Regions from separate parts of the Homo sapiens genome. Here regions 1, 2 and 3 are each linked to region 4. A link is a contact called in ENCODE Hi-C or POLR2A ChIA-PET data. All regions are on one chromosome and are shown on one strand. Each heading gives the region's core, a stretch centred on a gene start or an enhancer-like site at or near the end of the contact. The rest is flanking DNA. Distances are from core to core; before and after follow the strand shown.

Region 1 (2,700 bases), core at 149-2,648, 640 kb before region 4:
TTTTTCAGCATAGAGCATGCTCCAGGTGTATGTAGTCTGTGGAGTCACACCTGAGTTTGAATCCCAGCACTACCACTGACTGTGTGAACTTAGGGAAGTGACTTCACCTCTGCGTCTTTGTTTCCTTACCCACTTCCTAGGGTTGCAGTGTCATCATATAAGATCATATATGTAAATGCATGGTACATAGAAACACTCAAAAATGAGAGCTGTTAGTAATAATACCTCAGTTCTGACCTAAAGTATTTGTAGATGTATAGAAGTAACATCTATTCAGCTGCTAGAGCTAGGATATTCTGTGCAAGACCAGTAAGTTGTACAACTAATCTTAACTACATCATGGAATCTTTATATCCAATTTACTTGCTATAGTAGAATATATAAAGCAGACTGCAAAATAAAATAAAACAAAATAAACGCAGACTATCGGGCCATTCTTTACTGTCCATCTCCATGCTTATATCCAGGTTCAGGCACACATTGCCTCATACTAAAACCATCTCAATAGCTTGCTTTCTATTCTGCTGCCGTGTTAGTTTTATCATATAATTTTTTTTTTTTTTTTTTTTGAGACTTAGTCCCTCTCTGTTGCCCAGGCTGGGGTGCAGTGGCACAATCTCGGCTCACTGCAACCTCCGCCTCCCAAGTTCAAGTGATTCTCCTGCCTCAGCCTCCAGAGTAGATGGGATTACAGGCACGCGCCACCACGCCTGGCTAATTTTTGTATCTTTAGTAGATACGGGGTTTCACCATGTTGGCCAGGCTGGTCTCGAACTCCTGACCTCAAGCGATCCGTCCGCCTCGGCCTCCTAAAGTGCTGAGATTACAGGCGTGAGCCACCGCGCCCAGCCTTATCATAGAATCTTAGCATCAGAAAAGGGCTTAGAAGTCACCTGGTCCAAATTGCTGCTGTAGAATTGTGGATCGGCTAAGCACACCGTCTGGCATGAGAGAGACTCCTCCGGCTGAAACCCTCACTTCCCCAATTACCCTCTGGGCTTCTCACCACCGGCCCCATCCCCTCGCCCTACCACCCCGTTCTAGCTCCACCAACAGCTTGTTGGCTCAGTGGTGGTGGAGTAAGGAGTAAAGAGGAAAAGTCTCCCCAGTGCTCAGTGAGGGCTTGGATCTTCTCCATGCTGGTCCCCAAGTCCGAGGCCGCCCGGAGAGGAGGGCCTAGGAGGAAGAGGGGCGGCCCCCAGGCGCGGGCGGCGGTACCTGAGCTCCTCCACCAGCCCGCACAGCTGGATAACAGGCAGCTCCAGCTCCGACCCTTCATGGGAGTCGGAGAGGACGCTCTCGGACTCATCATCAGTCATCACTCTGCCGAAGCGGCCCCTGCCAATGCCGTGTGCCCAGGAGCTCCGGGTGCCGGCGGCCACGCGTCACTCCGGCTGCGACGCGGTGGCGCGTTGCCCGGGCGACCGGACGCGAGGAAAGGGGTGGGGCTTCCGGTGGCCCCTCCCCGCGCTGCCCCGCCTGTCTCCGTGCGGACCCAGCCAGGTTGCTGGCTTTGAGCGCACACCTAAGCGCGTTCAGTTTCACTTCTTTAACAATAACTCTTAAATTGATAGTAATAATAGCAGCTGCTGTTTCTCAGCCCTTACTGTGTCCTTGGCAGCGTGTTAAGCATAGTTTATGAAAACCTTCGCCACAACCTTGTAATGGTATCTATCAATCTCTCCATTCTCCCAATAAGGAAACTGGGGCCTAGAAAATTAACACGATTTATCATAGTGTCCTTCTTCCCCTGTCCCACTGGGAGGCCCCTGCTCTGTTCACCACCTGGTGCTTCCTACATGCTAACAGCAGCTCCTCTCAGATATTAACATCCTGCATTTCTGGAAGGAAAAAAACGTGGCTGATAAAAATGGGTATACATTCAAGAGACATCCCTAAATAGTTACTGAATATCTACTGTGTCCTTAGTATCCTAGGGGGAATGTCTGGAAAAGACCATTCTGATCTTCAAGGAGCTTCCAATTAAATGAGTGAAACAGCCTCTAAACAAGCCGCTGGAACCTGGGGTGATGACAGCAACATCATGCGTCACACTGTGCATCGTAGTCATCTCCTTAAATCCTCAAAACAATCTGGTACAGTTGGTATTATTGCCGTCATCTTACAGATCAGAAAACCAAGGAATGGAGTAGCTTAGGTTCCATTCCACTCAAGAATGGAATCAAGCTCCGGTGGAACCCAAAGTCCATGCTGTTAACTTCTACGCTGATGTGGGACATGGTAAGGATCAGGGAGGCAACACAGGAGCTCTCTCTCTGCTCCCCATGGGGATGAAAGAGGACAGAGGGCAGGACGGGGAGACTTCTCCTAGGGAGGGTGAACTCTGGATGTGCTTAGAAAGCAAGCTGTGATGAAGTGCTTGGGGAGCGGGTCAGCCCCCTTCCCCTGCAAGGGGCATGCATTAGCATTGACAGGCACTCCCTGGATCTGAGGGAGGGTTTTTGTTTTGCTGCTCAGGGTGCACAAGGTTGGGGCCAGAATAGAATCACTGGAGATGACAGCAGAGAGCTGGAGCCCTACCACCTTCTCTCTGGTGGTAGGCCTCTTTAGGTTCTAGGGACAATGCAGACCACATTTAGCAATACTTAATATGTCCATATACAAGGTGACACAAATGGATGCTATCCCCAGGTGACATAAATAGATGCCAGCTCCAAGTGAACCCAGAGCAAGAATGGG
Region 2 (2,700 bases), core at 89-2,588, 570 kb after region 4:
TTCCTTCCCAGCATTGCACAAAAACAGGGTGTGAGCAGGGGGTCCTTAGGCCCCAGCACTCATTTCAGAGATCGTAGCCACCAACAGAGGCCACGCCTGCAATTTATGTATTTACCGACTGGGAACCAGGGACTCGGAGAGGGGATGTAACTTGCCCAGAATCACACAGCAAAGCGTGTTCACAGAGACAGCCTGGAATATAGGACCTGTGACCTCTCCCCTGGGCTCCTCTGGCTTTGGCCCAGAAGTGCCTGGGAGGAGGGGGTGCTTTGTGAGCCAAAAGCACCAAGGGCATTTAGGGATCAAGAACTCTGGTCCATTGCAGGCAAACTTTGGGGATTCCTCCTACACACTCTCTGCCAGGTACTCAGGGATCCTTGGCAGCCCTGGGCACCCTGCTTGAGTGTCCTCTCTGGTACAAACCCTCCCTGTCTACCCTGACCATACCCCAGCTAACAGCCCCAGCCCCTCCCGGCACCCCAGGGCCAGAATAACAACTGCCAGCCGTTAGTCATACTTCGCACCCACACCTGCCCTCCCCAGGGTGGCCTCAGAAGCCTGTTCAGAGATGCGGAGACAGGTTCCAGAAGTGAAACCTTGAATCAGAAGTGGGATTATTGAGTCACAGACTCTCTGAGTAAGAATCATCTATTAGCTAGCCTTCACCGAGAACTTACATTGTATTAGGGGCAATTTTCATGCATTTTCCGATTTAATCTTTACAATAACCCCAGGAAAGAGGGGGATGGGACAGAGAATGCTCCCCCCCTGCCCCAGCCTCAGAGGCTCTGCCTAGCGGGCTACTCACTTCAAGGACTGCAGAGCTCCCAGCCCTGGGAGCAGCTGAGCCAGCCGGGCTGCACCTTCATCCCCCAGAGCATTGCCTGAGAAGCTGGGGGTGGGGAGAAGGGAGGGGAGAACATTAGCAGGTGGGGAGTGGGTTGCTGGCAGCATGGTCCCTGCATTCCAGTTACTCAACTTCCTGAAACTGGACACAGCCCTGGGCTGCCAGGCCAGATCTCAGCAGATCTGGCACGGGCAGCTGGGGTCTCCCCCAGGTTCTTATTCTGAGGTTCGTGGACCTCTGAGGGACCAGGGGTGAGCCTCCGAGCGTGTCAGACATGGGGGATCTGTATCTTGGGAGGAAGAGTCACAACTTTCACCAGATTCTCCAAGGGGTTTCTGACTTCAGCAGGGAAAGAACAGTTGATCTAAATCTTAAAAACCAAACCCAAACACCAACACTAACTCACTGTAATTGGCCCCACCCACCCACCTTCCAACACACAAACCACTCACTCGAGGTGGAGGTGACCGAGGTGGCAGCTTCCTCCCAGAGCCTTGCAGAGCTGCTCTAGGTGCTTTTCTTGGAGGCCACAATGTGTCAGCCTGCCCAGGGACAAAAACACAGTGCTGCATGCCCCACTGAACAGAGGCGGGAAGGAGCCGCTTTCCCACCCCCCAGACACAGAGGCAGAGAATGAGGCTTGCAGGAGAGGAGGGACTGGGATGTATCTGGCACCTAGACAGACGGACAAAGAGGGACCAACACACACGACACCCACAGGATGTCACATATAGGCAGAGGGTGGGCAGAGACACAGATGGAAGGAAACCAAGGCACAGAGACCTCAGAGAGAGAGAGCAGATCAGAGGAAGACAGATAAGACTGAAATAACAGTTAAATAAACTGATAAAACAGAAATACACGATGAGAGAGGGAAGAAATGAGAGAAACAGGCAGAGGGACAGAGGGAGATTAGGACAGACAAAGACCAAGAGAGAAGGGGGGAAGAGTGCTGATGGGAGCCCCCAGGCCCAGGCACCAGGATCATGACAGAAGGAGCCCAGTGCTCCCCTTCACCTCTTTTCAGAGTCTCCACAACCCCTCAGCTGCTGGGGGTCAGGGAGCTAAGGGGAGTGGGGTCTCCTGGGCTTGGGAAGGTGGTTGACGGGGCTGCCTTGTGAGCCCTGTCTGGGGTGGGCTGGGCAGGGGAGGTAGGAGGTAGGGAAGCCAGGCCATGACCCCTGGACACAGCAGGTCAGGTGTCCTTCAGGGAGCATGTGGGGCCTGGGCACAGGTTTGGGAGCAGGCTCTGAGCAGGGGAAGGGAGGGGGCTGGAATCACACACAGGGCTGGAGGCCATCACTGTACCTCATCCTTCGGGAGCTCAGAGGCAGCTCAGAGGGCATCTGGAGCATGAGGCTGTCAAGAAATGCAGCCCTGGAGGGACATCACCAAGGCCAGGCTGAGCAAAGGCCATGTCCGCCATCTCCAGAATCCATCCTCAGCCTGGCCTTCCACCATCGAGCCCTATCCTCCACCTAGAGTCAATCAGACCTTGGTGCCAATTTGGCTTCTCCACTTCCTGGTTGTGTGACCCTGGACAAATCACAGCCTCTCAATGGGAGACTGTATGTGAACTGCCTTAGTTTGGTGCTTGGTGCATACATGGCAAGTACTCAATTGACCTTGACTGCTATTATCATTAATCTCATCCTCCTCCTCATCTGTGCTTCAGAGATGTCAGCCCCAGCTGGAATCGAGCCTTCAGTAGTCCAGACTCTACAGAAGAGATTGTGGGTGGGCTCCGGGAGCAAAGAGCTGAGTCTCTACCCATGCGCTAGGCTGGGGCAATCCAGGACCCTAATGGGTCCTTGTGTGAAAGGGATACAGAAGTTCCGACCAGGACCAGAGCT
Region 3 (2,700 bases), core at 55-2,554, 600 kb after region 4:
AGGCTTTAGCAAATTGAGATAAAAACTTGCCGTGGACTGAATGTTTGTGTCCCACCTCCCCCACCAATTCACCTGGTGAAGCCTAAATACCCAGTGTGATGGTATTTGGAAGTGGGACCTTTGCGAAGTGATTAGGTCAAGAGGGTGGACCCCTTATGATGGGATTACTGCCCTCACAAGAAGAGGCTGGAGGCCGGGTGCGGTGGTTCACGCCTGTAATCCCAGCACTTTGGGAGGCCAAGGTAGGTAGATCACTTGAGGTCAGGAGTCTAAAACCAGTCTGGCCAACATGATGAAACCCCATCTCTAATAAAAACATAAAAATTAGTCAGGCATGGTGGCAGGCACCTGTAGTCCCAGCTACTCAGGAGGCTGAGGCAGGAGAATCACTTGAAGCCAGGAGGCAGAGGTTGCATTGAGCCAAGATCATGCCACCGCACTCCAGTCTGGGCAACAGAGCAAGACTCCATCTCAAACAAACAAAAAAAAAAAGGAAAAAGGAAGAGGCTGGAGAGCGCTTGCCCTTTCTTTTTGCTCTCTGCCCTGTGAGGACACAATGAGAAGGTGCCGTCTGCAAACCAGGAAGCGCATCCTCTCCAGACACCAGGCCTGCTGGCTCCCTGATTGGGGACTTCCCGGCTTTCAGAACGTGAGAAACAAGTTTCTGTTGTTTAAGCCACCCAGTCTACAGTGTTTCATTATAACAGCCCAAACTGACTAAGACATACTTGCCTTCGACCACAGAAAGTGAAAGAAAATAAAACCCACTCTAAGTTAACAGGCAGATAAAAAACAACAGCACTTTATGTACAACAGGATACTTTAACAGAACTTGGTAAAATTATATTAGCAGTCATTTAGAGAAAAGAGGCAGTATTTATATGCCTTAAATATTTCATAATAAAACCGCTGAAGTTACTTTTAAGTCTAATCTTAAGTTAGAATTAGATATAAAGAAACGAATAAAGGCAATTCTATCAAAAGGCTATTTGTTGGGAGGATCAGACAATAGCAAAAAAGCTTCCAAACATAATAAAATATATAACAAGGTGACCATCATTCAAACTTTAAGATTCTTGGATTAAAAATGGAAAAAAATTGGCCAAAGGGATGGAATAGAGTCCAAGTGAGCCTCACACTCATTTAAAATACACTATTTAATCCATGATATTGAAAGAAAAAAGGGGGGAAATAAGTGGTGTTAAAATACATAGCAATATGCTGTCTCTTTCCTGCCACCATGAAGAAGGTCTTTACTTCCCCTTTGCCTTCCATCATGATGATGTTTCCCAAGGCCTCCCTCGCCATGTGGAACTGGTGTTTTGAAGCCTGTGGACCTTAATGGTGTCATCAAACTTTTTGAAGAGACTGCTAAAGAAGGCTTAGAAGAAAAGCAACTTAAATCTGTCAAGAAACTGGTACAGTGTTATCAGAATGAACTTCCCTTAAGGGATTTAGTACAGACATTTGAAATTCTGAATCTGTGTGCAGTAAAAATTGAAAACCAGCCGCATTTTGTAGAATCTGCATATGATATCATAAAATAGTGTGGCTTGCCATTTTTGAAAAAGAAAGTATCGGATGAAATAACTTATGCTGGAGATACTGCTAGTTCAGTTGCGCTTCTGGGTGACTTAATGAAAATACCAAGTTCTGAATTGAGGATAAAAAATTGTAAACGTATTGTTGACTTTTATCAGGCACAACCACCAAAGGAGCATATTCCAGGTTACCAGCAAGTGAGTTCATCATACAAGATTCAAATGGCTGAAGTTGGAGGATTGGCAAAAACAATGGCCCAGTTAATGACCTTGCTTGAAAATCAACTTGTTGAGAAACTTTGGGTACTTAAAATTCTGCAGCATCTCTCGACTTCTGAAGTTAATTGTACTGTAATGATGAAAGCACAAGCAGCCAATGGAATCTGTGCTCACCTCAATGACTCAGATTTCTCTGGACAGCTTTTATTTCCTTCATCAGAAACACTTTGGAACTTATCAGAAAAAATCTTCAAAATAAGAAATTGTTCAACAGCTTAGTAACTTGGAATGTTTACTGACTTTGAAGGAAGTATTTTAAAATCTATGAGAGGTTTTAGTCATTATGACCGTCAGCTTAGAAATGACATATTAGTGATCACTACAGTTATAGCTCAAAATCCTGGAGTGCCAAAGATTGAATGTGGCTTTACCAAGGATTTGATACTGTTCGCAACCTTTAATGAAGTTAGAAGTCAATCCCTTTGGTAAAGGACTTAAATTTTCTAAATCCTATGAAGATTTTGAGTTGAATAAATTACTATTCACTATAATTGTGATCTTATGTAAAGATTTAAATACTATACAGGTAAAGAGTAATCAAGGCAAGAAAATTAACAAAAATTGTATCACTTTGTAGTATAAAAATATACATATGGCAATATGAGTGTTTTAAATTTAAAGAATTATTTTTAACTAAGCAATTAAATTAAAAATTTCTGCATGGAAATGAAAAACACAGCCACATAGCATTTCACACCCACATAGAATGGCTGTAATGAAAAAGACACATGTTGATGAGGATGTAAAGAAACAGGACACCGTATATATTGCCGGTGGGAATGTAAAATGGTCCAGCCACTCTGAAAAACAGTTTGGCAGTTTTGGCAGTTCCTTAGAACAGCAGTCCCCAGACTTTTTGGCCTAGGGACTGATTTCATGA
Region 4 (2,700 bases), core at 199-2,698:
AGGAACAGGATTCAATCCATTACAACGAATGATGGTGGTAAAATAATCAGAAAGTGTTTCATTCTGAGTATTTATTATCTTTTTAAATACACAGTCATGAGTCACTGAACAAGGACACATTCTGAGAAATGCGTCATTAGGTGATTTTGCCATTGTGCAAACATCATAGAGTGCATTTATCCAAACCTAGAGGATGCATTTTAAAATTTATATATTCTTACATGGAAAACCAAATGTCCCAGCACCGTTACTGAATATCAGTCATTTCCCCCTAGTTGATCTGCAAGGCCAATATGAAGTGCTATCTGTAGCTTTCTTTATATGACCCATATAATCTTATGGGACCACCGTCATCTATGTGGTCTGTCATTGCCCAAAACGTCATTATGCAACACATGACTGTAATTTAATTTTGTGTATGTAATTTAATTCTTAACAGTGGCTATGTTTAACAACCAACTCACAAAATGCCTAAAAATTTAACCACCAGTTCTTGCAAGCCAAAACAGCAAGCTCCAACACACCCCTGGCCCTTGCCTGCCCTCAGCCCTGTCCTGGGTCCCCATCTCACCTCCCTGCAGGCTCCTATGAGGGGCAGGTCAGGAAAGCTGTATTCAGGTCCCGTACATCTCCTCTCAGGAACCTTCAAAGCCTGGTCTCCTCCTACTCAAGAGGGGCCCTGAAGAAAAGACACTCCAGTGACAAGCTGTGGTCACAGGGCTGTCCAGCCTGACCCGTGGAGAGCTGAAGCGGTCCAAGTGCTCAGCACCAGGAGATGGCTCAGAAAGCACAACCCAGGTTTGTCCTCTGGGGTCACCAACCATCTCATTTTGCCGGGGACTGTCTCTGCTTAGCACTGAAAGCTCTGCCTCCTGGGAAACCTCTCAGTTCCAGTAAACTGAGAGAGCTGGTCACCCCCCAGCTCATGGTCATATGGTCACAACAAAAGGAAAACGCTTATACAGTTGGCCCTCTGCACAAGTCGTTGGGGGCATGACTGAGGGACATGAGCATCCTACAATTTGGTCCCCCACAGGTATTGGGGGATGACTGTAATACAAAATTCAGTGAAATAAGCAGAAAACAAAGGCAATGTCTCCACCTGTCTCAGGGACCTGTTTCCCCACTCAAAGACAGGGCTGCTACCCAGGGGCCACTTGGAAAAGCTCTGCACAGAGTGAACAGTGATGTCAAATTGATGCTTCCAGGTCAAGCTGAGAGGTGGCAGGGATGACAGGCAAGAAGAGGCAGCCCTGAGGAGGTGGCAAGCACAGGACCCTGGAGGTGGATTCCAGTCCTCACTGTGTGACCTTGAGGAGGCGACCTGCCCCTTGGTGCCTCAGTTTCTCCATCTGTGACAGGTTTCTTCCTCACTGGGTGGTTGTGCAGCTTTAGTGAGATCAACCATAGACAGCACAGTGCGGGGCTTATTGCCAGCACTTAAGCAGTGCTTTTAGGAAGCCGAGCCAACTGATAGCATTGTGCGTGCCTTTTTTTTTTTCCATTTTAGAATTGTTTCCATTATAGCTGTTCTAATGTTATTTGTGCAATCAAAACAAAACCAAATCAAACCCACAAGTATCTAGGTACATAATGTATATAAATAGAATCTGAAACCAAATGTTGGACTGTAGTGGGGGTGCATAGGGCTGCTCCCCAGCTGTCACAGCTGGCCCCAAAGCACGCCATACTCGGAGGCATAGCTTTAGAAGAGCTGACAGGAGACGCAGTGGTGCCTCCCTGAGGTTACGCCAAGTCATGCCAGAACTAACACCCGAGCAGGCAGCTCTGGCTGCTGAAGAAAGAGAGGGCAGGTGGGCGCAGCTCCTAAGACAGAGAAGGTGTTTTTGTTTCCGGCACAGCCCGACACAGAATGGCTCAGGTCCACCTCTGCAGCTTGACACAGATTCTATTTGCCATGCAGACTGATCTCAGCAATTTGGGGCTGCTGTGGCCCCACAGGGAGGAAACCGAGCTGCATCGCACAGAAGGGTCAGCCACATCCCCCAGTTGCATGGGGATAAAGCCCTCTGCTTTTCCACTTGTCTCTGAATTCCTGTCCCAGGAATTAGGATTTCTTGTGCAGGCTGGAATGAGCAAAATACTTAGGGTGTAACATTTAAGGAGGTGCCCACCGTCAGTGCCAATGGCCCTGCACCTCACTTTAATCTTCATGTGATTCTATTAGGCAATCTCTATTATTATCCCATTTCGTTGTCCAAAAAAGGAAAAAAAAAAAAAAAAGAAAGGAAGAAAAAAAGAAAAAGAATAAGGCTCAGAGAGCTGATGTTACTTGCCCTGAAAAGTGACAGAGCCAAAATTCAAACCCAGACCCATCAGATTCCAGCACCTAATGGCTTAACCATTGGGCCATCCTTTCTCCTGAGTACATGGGCACCCAGGTGATCCTCAAGTGACCAGTGCGGCAGAAAATACGCTGAGGCTGAGTGTGCAGGCGGCAGCTGCAGTCCCAGCTCTGTCCAGGCTCACCGGGTGACCTTGGGCAAGTCTCTTTTTTTCTCTGTGCCTCAATTTCCTTGTTTATAGAAGCTGGTGGCTATGCTGGGCCAAGAGTCACAAACTACAGTGCCCACAGCGGCCAGGCTGCAAAGCTAATGAGAGCAGGAAGGGGGCAGGGTGGGAGACAATAGGGAGTGGGGGGACCTGGGGTGAACTGGAGAGTATGGGCCACGCTGGGGA

What was found. Hi-C counts contacts between places; a loop is a spot of excess contacts on that map. ChIA-PET counts read pairs that join two places held with the same protein, here RNA polymerase II (POLR2A). Pooled maps may share reads with other maps.
Region 1: a loop to region 4 is called in a map with no recorded cell type, with 9 times the contacts of the local background. The contact joins the promoter of CFAP263 here to the enhancer-like site in region 4. A Hi-C loop is called at or near these places in 9 of 37 single-sample maps with no recorded cell type and 5 of 50 pooled maps.
Region 2: a pooled map shows a loop between it and region 4 (7-fold over the local background). The contact joins two enhancer-like sites. A Hi-C loop is called at or near these places in 4 of 37 single-sample maps with no recorded cell type and 7 of 50 pooled maps. POLR2A ChIA-PET finds 5 or more read pairs at or near these places in 1 of 52 experiments (activated naive CD4-positive, alpha-beta T cell).
Region 3: a pooled map shows a loop between it and region 4 (4-fold over the local background). The contact joins two enhancer-like sites. A Hi-C loop is called at or near these places in 1 of 37 single-sample maps with no recorded cell type and 6 of 50 pooled maps. POLR2A ChIA-PET finds 5 or more read pairs at or near these places in 1 of 52 experiments (PC-9).

Annotation. Positions count from the first base shown.
Region 1 is chr16:58,248,634-58,251,333 of GRCh38, reverse strand. It overlaps CFAP263 (cilia and flagella associated protein 263), which reads right to left and starts at 1,398. Exons shown (of 9, transcript NM_014157.4): 1 at 1,219-1,398. The coding sequence starts at 1,319. It overlaps LOC105371293 (a long non-coding RNA gene), which reads left to right and starts at 1,475. Exons shown (of 4, transcript XR_933630.2): 1 at 1,475-1,667; 2 at 1,930-2,241. RefSeq lists a silencer at 1,088-1,567.
Region 2 is chr16:57,040,174-57,042,873 of GRCh38, reverse strand. NLRC5 (NLR family CARD domain containing 5) reads right to left here. Exons shown (of 49, transcript NM_001384950.1): 17 at 2,156-2,224; 18 at 1,300-1,389; 19 at 809-892. Among named protein-coding and RNA genes, the nearest start is that of CPNE2, 51 kb to the left of the region's middle. RefSeq lists enhancers at 622-721, 992-1,041. Within about 2 kb of position 1,338, at least 9 of the 41 ENCODE cell types and tissues checked have a DNase peak (open chromatin) inside an H3K27ac peak, as active enhancers do.
Region 3 is chr16:57,012,720-57,015,419 of GRCh38, reverse strand. The region is part of intron 1 of NLRC5 (NLR family CARD domain containing 5); the gene reads right to left. It also overlaps the pseudogene CFAP69P1. Among named protein-coding and RNA genes, the nearest start is that of NLRC5, 25 kb to the right of the region's middle. RefSeq lists enhancers at 382-431, 562-721, 762-811. Within about 2 kb of position 1,304, at least 16 of the 41 ENCODE cell types and tissues checked have a DNase peak (open chromatin) inside an H3K27ac peak, as active enhancers do.
Region 4 is chr16:57,608,784-57,611,483 of GRCh38, reverse strand. No RefSeq gene overlaps it. Among named protein-coding and RNA genes, the nearest start is that of ADGRG1, 18 kb to the left of the region's middle. RefSeq lists an enhancer at 1,538-1,637. Within about 2 kb of position 1,448, at least 4 of the 41 ENCODE cell types and tissues checked have a DNase peak (open chromatin) inside an H3K27ac peak, as active enhancers do.